2 separate regions of the Homo sapiens genome follow, and region 1 is linked to region 2. A link is a contact called in ENCODE Hi-C or POLR2A ChIA-PET data. All regions are on one chromosome and are shown on one strand. The core of a region is the stretch at or near the end of the contact, and the rest is flanking DNA. Distances in the headings are between cores, read along the strand shown.

Region 1 (5,063 bases), core at 1,204-3,703, 180 kb before region 2:
CTGTTTCACTAGAGTGTTCAAAGCAAAGACAGGAACTTTGCTTTCAATCTCTAAACCAGTGGGAATGTTAATAAAGACACCTAAAAAAACCACAAGAAAAATGCAGAAAAGAGAAAAAAAATTACCAGGTCTAAAAAAAAAATGTGGGTGGGAAAGGGGGACTGGAGGCCAGGAGGAGTAGACACTAGTGATCAGAAGCAGAGTGAACACAGTGTCTCCAGAGGAACCTACCAGTTTAAATTCTAGACCCCACCATGGGATTTCGGCATCCAAATCTTTGAGGGTAGGGACCCAGAAACCATGATTTCAGACAAGCTCCTCTACTGCTCCCTAAGTTTCAATACCTCTCATCTACAGGTTTCAGATGGACTCTACCTAGAAATCGGTACCTAGGAGTAGCTCAAACTAAGAGATTTGGAGTGTTAAAAATATTTAACTGGGAGGCCACTAGGCTGAGATGGCTCCAGCACCTTGGGTTCCTAGGTAAGCCAAATGAAGCCCAATGTAAACTGTAAAGTGAAATGTAAGCCTAACCAATCAGAAACTGCCAACTAACCTCTAACTGGGGACCTCCCACCAGATCACACCCAAATAAGGCAAACCGCTAGCTGGAGCCAATCAAATAAATGCTTTACTTTGCTTCCAAGTTCAGCCTATAGAAGCCCACTGCTCATGCTGCCAAAGCCTAGATCTCTGAACCTCTTCTGTTTGTGAGGGCTGCCCAACTCATGAATCCTTTAATGCTCAAAGAAATTCTACTACATTTATTTTGTCGACAGTTTCTCTTTTAAAGGGGGATAAACTCAACCCCTCCTCCAAATGCCCACACTCTCCTCACTTCCTGCTTTCCCTTCTTGGGTCTTCCTGGGCTATGTCCCTTTTTAGGACTGAAGAGCTCTCTCATCTCCACCCCTTTTAGGGTGTCTTACTGCTTGCCAGAAGACAAAACCCTAACAACTCCTTTCCCAGACTCCCCTGCAGCTGGGTTCCATGTGTGGCCTGACTCTCCCCCAAGCAGAGACTTAGCCCTGGAAAGGAGGGAAGGCAGAAGCTGCTACTCATAGTAGGAAGCGATGAGATGCATTCAGAGTTGGCTACACAGCTTTCACAGCCCAGTGCAATACAAAAATGCCAGGCACCTTGTTCAAAAATCAGGAGGAAATACTTTCCCCTTTCTTCTGTGGTCTCTTTATTGACCTGTCATGGTATTTTTAAAATTTGCTATCTAATGTCACGCTTCCTCAGGTGGCAGTGGTCTCTGGGTGGGACCAGAAAGTGGGCAGCTGAACACTCACCCTGGAAACATGGTCAAGGGGTAGGGGACAGAACGGGCTATGGACAGAAGACGCATGGCCCAGAGCACGCACGTTGGACTTGACTTACAAAACGCAAATGCAAAGATACAATCAAGACATTCAAGATGGGCCTGGATCAATCACCCCACCTCAGATGCAAAGGTCCCAGGGACCAGGCCCAAGTTCATGAGCCTAGAATCGGGGGAAGGTGTATTCCACAAGCCAGCAGCATTTTAGTGACTGCCCACATTCTGATAATTCCTCAAGTTCCTAGCTTTAGCAAAAGAAGAATCTCTCCTAAAACCATCCTTTTTTTTTTTTTTTTTTTTTTCAGATGGAGTTTCACTCTTGTTGCCCAGGCCAGAGTGCAATGGTGTGATCTCGGCTCATTGCAACCTCCACCTCCCAGGTGCAAGCGATTCTCCTGCCTCAGCCTCCAGAGTAGCTGGGATTGAAGGCACATGCCACCATGCCTGGCTAATTTTTGTATTTTTAGTAGAGACGGAGTTTCACCATGTTGGCCAGGATGGTATTGAACTCCTGACCTCAGATGATCTGCCCTCTTCAGCCTCCCATAGTGTTGGGATTACAGGCATGAGGCACCACACCTGGTCTCCCCCAGATCACCTTGAAGATCATGCCTGGAACCTCAGCATGGAGTGAGTCTCCTTCCCCGCCTTTCATTGTCAGTGTCAGCACTTGAAATTCTCATCACCCTGTGCTTAAACCAGCTGGAATCATTTCTGCTTTCCGCAAGTGGATCCTGACCTATATAGTCAATTCCTTCCTGCAGCCTGGGCCTGGCTGCAATATGGCTGCCCCACCTACGTCAACCACTTCCTGGGACTTGAACACCGCATGAGGCCGAGCAGATGAGAACCACACGTTCAACCTCCTGGAAACAGTTTCCTGATTTTGTTTTTGTTTATTACCAGAAAAGGAAGTGTCTGAAAACTATGTATTTTCCAGCAGACAAACTGCCTGTAACCTAAACTAGCCTTTAACTTTCCAACCATGGGAAATGTTTCTATATCTGACAGAAACGCTTGAGTTCACTGACTCCCTGAAAGTTTACAGCAGGAAATGAGAAGGGACAGAAACGTAGAGCCCATTGTCATTGGCCCACTTGGTGGGTGGTTCCACATTCTGTCTGACTCTTGGCTGTGGTGGAGGCCGAGTGCTGACAGCCTCAACTGTAAGGCATTCAAAAAGCAAGAAAAATACAAGTGAAATTAACCCATCCCAAAATGTCACTTTGAAATTAGCTGCCTATAAAAACAAGGATCACACCTATAGGCTTAAACGTGGTTGAACAAAACAAACTTGTTTTGTATAAAAGAAATTACCACATCTTGAGATGCTTGGGGTAGGGTTGCTAGGTGGTGCCTGTTATTTTTTCTTGCCCCAAATCACAGCAATGAGAATTTGACATGTCCACTGTTCCTCCCTGTAATGTGGATGTTATCATGCTCTTAAGCTGAGCTCACCTCTTATAATGACAGAACTTCACTCCCATGATTGTGTTATTAGAGTGCAATGGCACGATCTCGGCTCACTGCAACCTCAGCCTCCAAGGCTCAAGTGATTCTCCTGCCTCAGCCTCCCAAGTAGCTGGGATTACAGGCATGTGCCACCACGCCAGGCTAATTTTTTGTATTTAGTAGAGATGGGGTTTCACCACGTTGGTCAGGCTGGTCTCGAACTCCTGACCTCAAGTGATCCACCCACCTCGGCCTCCCAAAGTGCTGAGATTACAGGCGTGAGCCACCGCGCCTGGCCATGTTTTAATGAGAGAAGAAGGCAACGCAACTTCCAATCCAGCACAAAAACTGCCTGACCAAGGGCAGACATTACAAGTTGAGTGGCCCAAGCTTGGGAGGACAGGTAAGTCCAGAAGGAGCTAGATTTAGGAGAGAGGGGAGGAAGGATAAAGGCCACAGGCCACGGGGGATGGTATTTTGTTTATTCACAATTTATTAATTAAAAAAAAATTCCAATAGCTTTTGGGGTACAAGTGGTTTTTGGTTAAAGGGATGAAGTTTATAGTGGTGAATTCTGATTTTTGTTTGTTTGTTTGTTTTTTGAGACGGAGTTTCGCTCTTGTTGCCCAGGCTGGAGTGCAATGGCACAATCTTGGCTCATCGCAACCTCCGCCTCCCGGGTTCAAGTGATTCTCCTGCCTCAGCCTCCAGAGTAGCTGGGATTACAGGTGCCCACCACCATGCCTGGCTAATTTTTGTATTTTCGGTAAAGACAGGGTTTCACCATGTTGACCAGGCTGGTGTTGAACTCCTGACCTCAAGTGATCCACCCGCCTTGGCCTCCCGAAGTGCTGGGATTACAGGCATGAGTCAGCGCAGACAGCCTTGGGTCTTACCTTTAAGAAGCTTCAGTCCAGAGGGAGATTGATCATCATGTAATCATACTGTGCAGAAAAAGTAAAGAGTGCCCTAAAACGGGTTCGTTAAACTACAACTGGCCCACCACCTGTTTTTGTAAATAAAGTTTTACTGGAACTCAGCCCACACATTCATTTACATATCATCTATGGCTGCTTTTAGACTACATCAGACTTGAGTAGTTGCCTATATGGCCTGCAAAGTCTAAAACATTTACTACTGGACCCCTTATAGAAAACATTCACTGACCCCTGGTCTGAAAGAGGAAAATAGGAACCCTAATTTGGACTAGAGTTTAGGAAGACTTCCCTGAGAAAGTGACATTTAAGAGGTATGTGAAAGATGAAGAGGAGGGAGCCAGGCAGAAAGGAGAGAACAAGAGAGATTTTAAGCAGAGGACTCTTAGAAAGGAGACTGGCATATTAAAGCATTCTAAGGACTAAGGCAAACATGACTAAGAGAAAGTAGCTGTTACAGGATTTCTGCCTAATAATGAGTAGTATTACTATTAGTAGCCACGGGAGAAATAGTAGCAGTAGGCTGGCATTGAACAATTACTACGGACCAGGCTGTGTTTGGAGCACTTCAGATACATTAATTCTTTTATACCAAAGAGACTTGTGATTTCAGTATGTTTGGAAATAAGGGGCATGAAACTGCATCTGCAGAGCCTTCACATAAAACTGAGAAAACGTCAGTTGGACACATCAGAGAATGGGGGGTTGGGTGGGCTGACAGACACTTGGGGATGCCTAAATCCCTGTCGCCTACCCCTCTAAATACCACGCTGGCCATGTCATTTCTTACTGACACATAAAACAGTCTCTAAAACAAGACAATGTCATCACTTTAATTAAAGTTCATTATTGATGTTTAAAAGAAAAATACTCTTGGCTGGCAAATAATGAACCTTAGTTGTGATTTCAGACTTTCTATCTATATTGAGAAATACTGGAAAACAAGAAGAATCCTCATCTTCAAAATAAGAAAGAAGAATGGATTCCGGAAAGGAGAAAGATAGAGGGTGCCTGACATCTTCCTCCTTGGGAGATCGCAGGGAGATGATGAAATGAAAGTTGTACAAGCATTTAGAAAACACTAAAGTGTGGACTTCAAGCCGGCCCAACCTTCTCTCCTGTCTTAAGTGACCAGGTCTGGAGAATGCCACCAACAGAGTGCATGTCAATTTCAGCCAAGCAATCAACGGGGGCGTTTTCATATTTCCTTTTGAAATAAGAAAAGACAAATTGGCTTTTTTAAGGAAAAAAACAGAAAACAAAAACAGCTGAGCGTGGTGGCTCACGCCTGTAATCCTAGCACTTTGGGAGGCCGAGGGGGTGGATCACAAGGTCAGGAGTTCAAGACCATC
Region 2 (4,853 bases), core at 533-3,032:
AACTAGATGCTTTATTCATAGGATTTTTCTCTGCACAGTAAAGCTCTCAGAGCAAAACACAGGCTGATCTGAGCTTGAGAGAAAGGGATTCCTATCCTAGGATGTGAACATGGGAAGGAGACCAGGCCCAGGTACCTGAAGCTTACACCCGCCTAGTCTTAGATTTCTTGATGGATTCTGGGCTTGCCTTCACCTCAACACCACGCCATTCAGCCTGTCCCGTCTCCTAAAGTGTAGAAGGCTGGAGATTATATGATACAGCCTGCAAGACTCTGAGTGGTGCTGTTCAAACCAGCAAGAAGGACTTCTCTGGCATGAGGGAAAGCAATACACCTGTCTCTCTCCCAGATAAAAGGAAGAGGCGAGCTCACAGAACAGACGTGGCAGGAGCTCCACCTGCAGCAGCCAACCTCCCCCTTGTCTGAGTACTGGAGCCCTCAGTTGTCCCAGATACCAACGTGAGCCCAGGGGAAAGATGACAGCCCTCTAAAAATGCAAGAAAACACATCGAACATTTCATTTTATAGGAGAGAAGTGGAGTCATTCTCAGGCAGGTTAGTAACTTGGCACTGGTCTTCATGGCCCTGATGTAATATACTTCGTTTTCTCCTGAAACCCCTGAAACCTTCCTGGATTATCCAACAGCTCTTAGCAAGACAGAGGCTGTTAGAAATATGCAGAATCCCTAAGTAGTTTGGGGGCACATTCCATTTTTCTAGACAATTAAAAAAAAAAGAGTATATTTGACTAAGGTGTCCACCAAAAAGTCCCAAACAAATCAATAAGGGTTAATTAGTAAACCTCAGTTACCTCAAGATCTTACTAAGCCATAAAATCCACTGCCAATAATGCCTTGTTGGAGTTATGAAAACAAAACAAAATAATTCATAAAGTAGTAAGAACTATTAAAGTAAAATCATTAAAGTTCATTCATTTGAAGTGGACCATCAAGGGTAATATGAAAAGGACTACTACTACTACATCAGCTGCCACCAGCTCTATCACTAAAATACCGTATTTTTTAAAGTTACATAGACATGGGCCAGGCGTGGTGGCTCACGCCTCTAATCCCAGCACTTTGGGAGGCCGAGACGGACAGATCACAAGGTCAGGAGTTCAAGACCAACCTGGTCAACAAGATGAAACCCTGTCTCTACTAAAAATATAAAAATTAGCTGGGCGTGGTGACAGGCACCTGTAGTCCCAGCTACTCGGGAGGCTGAGGCAGGAGAATGGCGTGAACCCGGGAGGCGGAGCTTGCAGTGAGCCGAGAGCTCGACACTGTGCTTCAGCCTGGGCGACAGAGCAAGACTCTGTCTCAAGAGAAAAAAAAAAAAAAGTTACATAGATGTCATTTTTCACTAAGGCTGAAAAAAGTATTCTATCTAATTATTCACTGCTTACTAAAAATTCTAAAAAACTCAACTTAGTTTATTAAATCACTATGACAACAGGATCCACCCAGAGTCATGTTTCTGGTGGAAAAGCTACTGTGGTAACCACTTATTTACAAAAGAAAACCTAACGAGAAAACCCAACATATACAAAGTCCTAAGAAGCTGAAAAAACAGTTTTTCTAATCTCAGTATTTTCTGCAACCTAGAAGTTAACAAGAACTCTATTTTTGCGTGTGTGTGTGTGTGTGTGTGTGTGTGTGCATTTTCTCTTCTGATCTAAGACTGAATCACTTTCTGGCTTCATTCAGAATCCACTGAGGCCCGGTGGGGAGTGAGGTGTGCAATTTTATGCACTAAGAAAACCACAGCGGTGACTCATGTCTAATATGTGCCCTGCATGTTGTCAAGAAAGGCTGTGGAAAAGTCAGGAAACAGGACTTGGCTCTGGTTATCGCGTGTATTTCCCCATTTTTCATAGTAACTTGGAAAATGTTGCTACCCAACATTGGAAAATGTTACTGCGCAGTGTTCACAGGTGTCGGGATAACCCAGTTCTATTCTGGGAACTTTGAGTTCCGTGGCCCCAGGCTCCCAACCTCACCTCCTTGAGTTTGGTTTTCTCACTCTTGCCTTTTATTTATTTTTTTTTTCATAGGGGCAGAAAGTAGGGGTGAGTATTCATGAGATCATGGCTGTTGAGTTTTGAGGAAAATATATGGTAAAGTCATTATAGCTTATAAAATCTCCCGTCCCTGGGGTTTTAAAAGGCAGGAGGGAATGCCATTCATTTGAGATGATGAAGTTTGAAACGGATGACCTCTCAGACACCTTTCCGAATGTGAGGTCCAAAAGAGACAGGGAAGTTCATTCAATAGGGAAAGTCAAGCACCAATGTTGAAACAGGCAGCTGCTCTTAAGTGTTCTGTGAGCAACGGCTTCGGACACACCACGCCCGCGACTGAGGCCTTCCACCTATGGCCACTCTCGGCTGAGGCCTTCCATCTATGGCCACTCTGCAGGACATCCCTCGGCAGGGGTGGACGGTCACTCCCCATCTCCCACCACGTGGGGGTCTGCAACTCCCAGACACACCCAGCAATTGGAACCTTTGCTCAACTGACTGATCAAGTCTTTTCTAGTAATACCTTCATTCGTTTTAATACTTTTTAAAAGGTTTCATTTTGGACTAGCAAATCAGAAAAAAAATTTAATGCTGATCACTGGCAAGGATGTGATAAGAAGGTCATGCTCACACATTGCTAGTTGGAGTGCAATACATAACTTTTTTTAAAATAAGAGAGAGTCTTGCTCTGTCACCCAAGCTGGAATGCAGTGCATGATCCTAGCTCACTGCAGCCTCAAACTCCTAGGTTCAAGCAATCCTCCCACCTCAGCCTCCCCAGTAGCTAGGACTACAGGCATATGCCACGGTGCCCAGCTAATTCTTTAAAATTTTTTGTAGAAATGAGGATGTGGCTATGTTGCCCAGACTGCTCTTGAACTCCTGGCCTCAAGTGACCCTCCCATCTCAGCCTCCCAAAGTGCTGGGATTACATGCATGAGCCAGATGCCCAGCCCATCTCCATCTCTAATCAGTCAACAGCTGGCCAAGCTTTCTTCTTTCACAAGGCATGGCCGCGTTGCAATCATATGTTTTGATGGCATGTTCTCTGCCTCATCTGACCTGCTGGACTGAGGCCTACCAAGTAATTCATTCTCCTCCCACACCCTGGGGATCCATATTCATTCTTGCTTACTGCATCATCTGGCAGGGCGAGGGCTTCTTTTAAAGAGCATCGAGGCCAGGCGTGGTGGCTCACTCTTGTGAGCACTTTGGGAGGCCAAGGCGGGCCTCTTGAGGCCTTGAGGTCAGGAGTTCGAGACCAGCCTGGCCAACATAGTGAAACCTCGTCTCTACTAAAAATACAAAAATTAGCCGGGTGTGGTGGCAGGCGCCTGTAATCCCAGCTATTCGGGAGGCTGAGGCAGGAGAATCACCTGAACCCAGGAGGCGGAGGTTGCAGTGAGCCAAGATCATGCCACTGCACTCCAGCCTGGGTGACAGAGTGAGGCTCCATCTCAAAAAAAAAAAAGGCAAAAAATAATTATTACTGTTATAAAGAGCATAGAGATGCCCACTACCCATTGGCCTTCCACATAAGAGTGTAGCCACTCCATCGCAGGACCTCCGTGTTCCTTGCTTACACAGCTCCCCAGATGGCCAGCCTCGGGCCTCCCCCAGCCCTCATTTCTGAAGGAGCCAGGAGGTAGAGGAAACACTAGGAGGCTTGGAACTCAACTGTGGCTGAACCCCAGTTCCCAGGCCAACAGCCCAGGGCCAAGCCATCTCCCCACCCCAGCCGGAGCCCCAGAGGCTGCCCTCTGCAGAACCCTGAGCAATTCCCCTGGCTGGATGCCACCTAAACAACTCCTGGTTACCTCTTGCTCTGTAAGGGATCCCGCCTCTGTTTTCTTTCTCTCGAACCTGTTTTCTCTGGCACAGCAGTATCCCCAAAATTCCTTGCTCTCTTCAAAACATGACATTGACAGTCTGTTCAAACCTCCCTGGAGCATCACCCAAATCCACAGTGTAGTTCTCCTGTTCTTTGTCTCTCTCTCTCTCTCTCAGTCTCTTTTTCTGTCTTACATACACACACAGATGGAAGAAGACTCAGAAGGTCATAGGGTCCATCATCCTGCGTCTAGGTAATAAAAATAATATTAACAGCTAATATTTTTTGAAAACTTGCTATATGCCAGGCACTGAGGTAAGTTCCTCCCATGGATGTTCTATGAGAGACAAGTACTGCCACTGTCCCCATTTTACAGATGAGGACAGAGAGGCTTCGGGGGCTTGAGGAACCTTGTCCAAAGTCCCACCATTAAACTGGGATGCAGGCCCAAGCAGTGTGACCCCGGGCCCCCAGTGACAATTAACAACCACCTCCATGGGTCTCAGCCGTCTACAGCATCGCTAGCACCGGAAGGTTTTTAGGGAGTCTACCAACAACACAATCAGACACACCCAAGGCAAAGCTCATTTTTGGCAGAACATGCCCTGGAAAGCTGGGAGCAAAGGGGAAGCCCTGGAGTAAGCTCAGCTGAACTGATAAGGAAAGGGCAGAACCCACCGGAAAAACAGAACTTCACTCTTGCTGGAAACTGACACAGAGTATGGCAAGTGAGTTCTGCTTCTCTCCACCGCCCAGTGCTAGTCAGAGCCCTCCCTCCGGTGCTCAGCAAGACCCCGGCCTTACAGCAATTCCACTCTGCAAATGAAGCCCTTCACCATGAGCAGCTTCCCCAGGGCACAACTGTGGGATTTTTCTGCACGGACTCTTGGCCTGGCCCCATCCGACAGTTTATAAATGAAGGCCTCCAGCCGGAGCTGCAGCAGAGCAGAGACAGGAGCGGAGACCCTTGAGTCATCCAACCCCTGTTCTGTGCTACACTCTT

The links. Hi-C counts contacts between places; a loop is a spot of excess contacts on that map. ChIA-PET counts read pairs that join two places held with the same protein, here RNA polymerase II (POLR2A). Pooled maps may share reads with other maps.
Region 1: a pooled map shows a loop between it and region 2 (2.2-fold over the local background). The contact joins two enhancer-like sites. A Hi-C loop is called at or near these places in 3 of 50 pooled maps. POLR2A ChIA-PET finds 5 or more read pairs at or near these places in 5 of 52 experiments (CD8-positive, alpha-beta memory T cell, GM12878, HEK293T and 2 more).

The regions. Positions count from the first base shown.
Region 1 is chr10:12,591,906-12,596,968 of GRCh38, reverse strand. All of the region lies in intron 2 of CAMK1D (calcium/calmodulin dependent protein kinase ID), which reads right to left. Among named protein-coding and RNA genes, the nearest start is that of MIR4480, 16 kb to the right of the region's middle. Within about 2 kb of position 2,453, at least 4 of the 41 ENCODE cell types and tissues checked have a DNase peak (open chromatin) inside an H3K27ac peak, as active enhancers do.
Region 2 is chr10:12,416,445-12,421,297 of GRCh38, reverse strand. All of the region lies in intron 1 of CAMK1D (calcium/calmodulin dependent protein kinase ID), which reads right to left. Among named protein-coding and RNA genes, the nearest start is that of CAMK1D, 69 kb to the right of the region's middle. Within about 2 kb of position 1,782, at least 9 of the 41 ENCODE cell types and tissues checked have a DNase peak (open chromatin) inside an H3K27ac peak, as active enhancers do.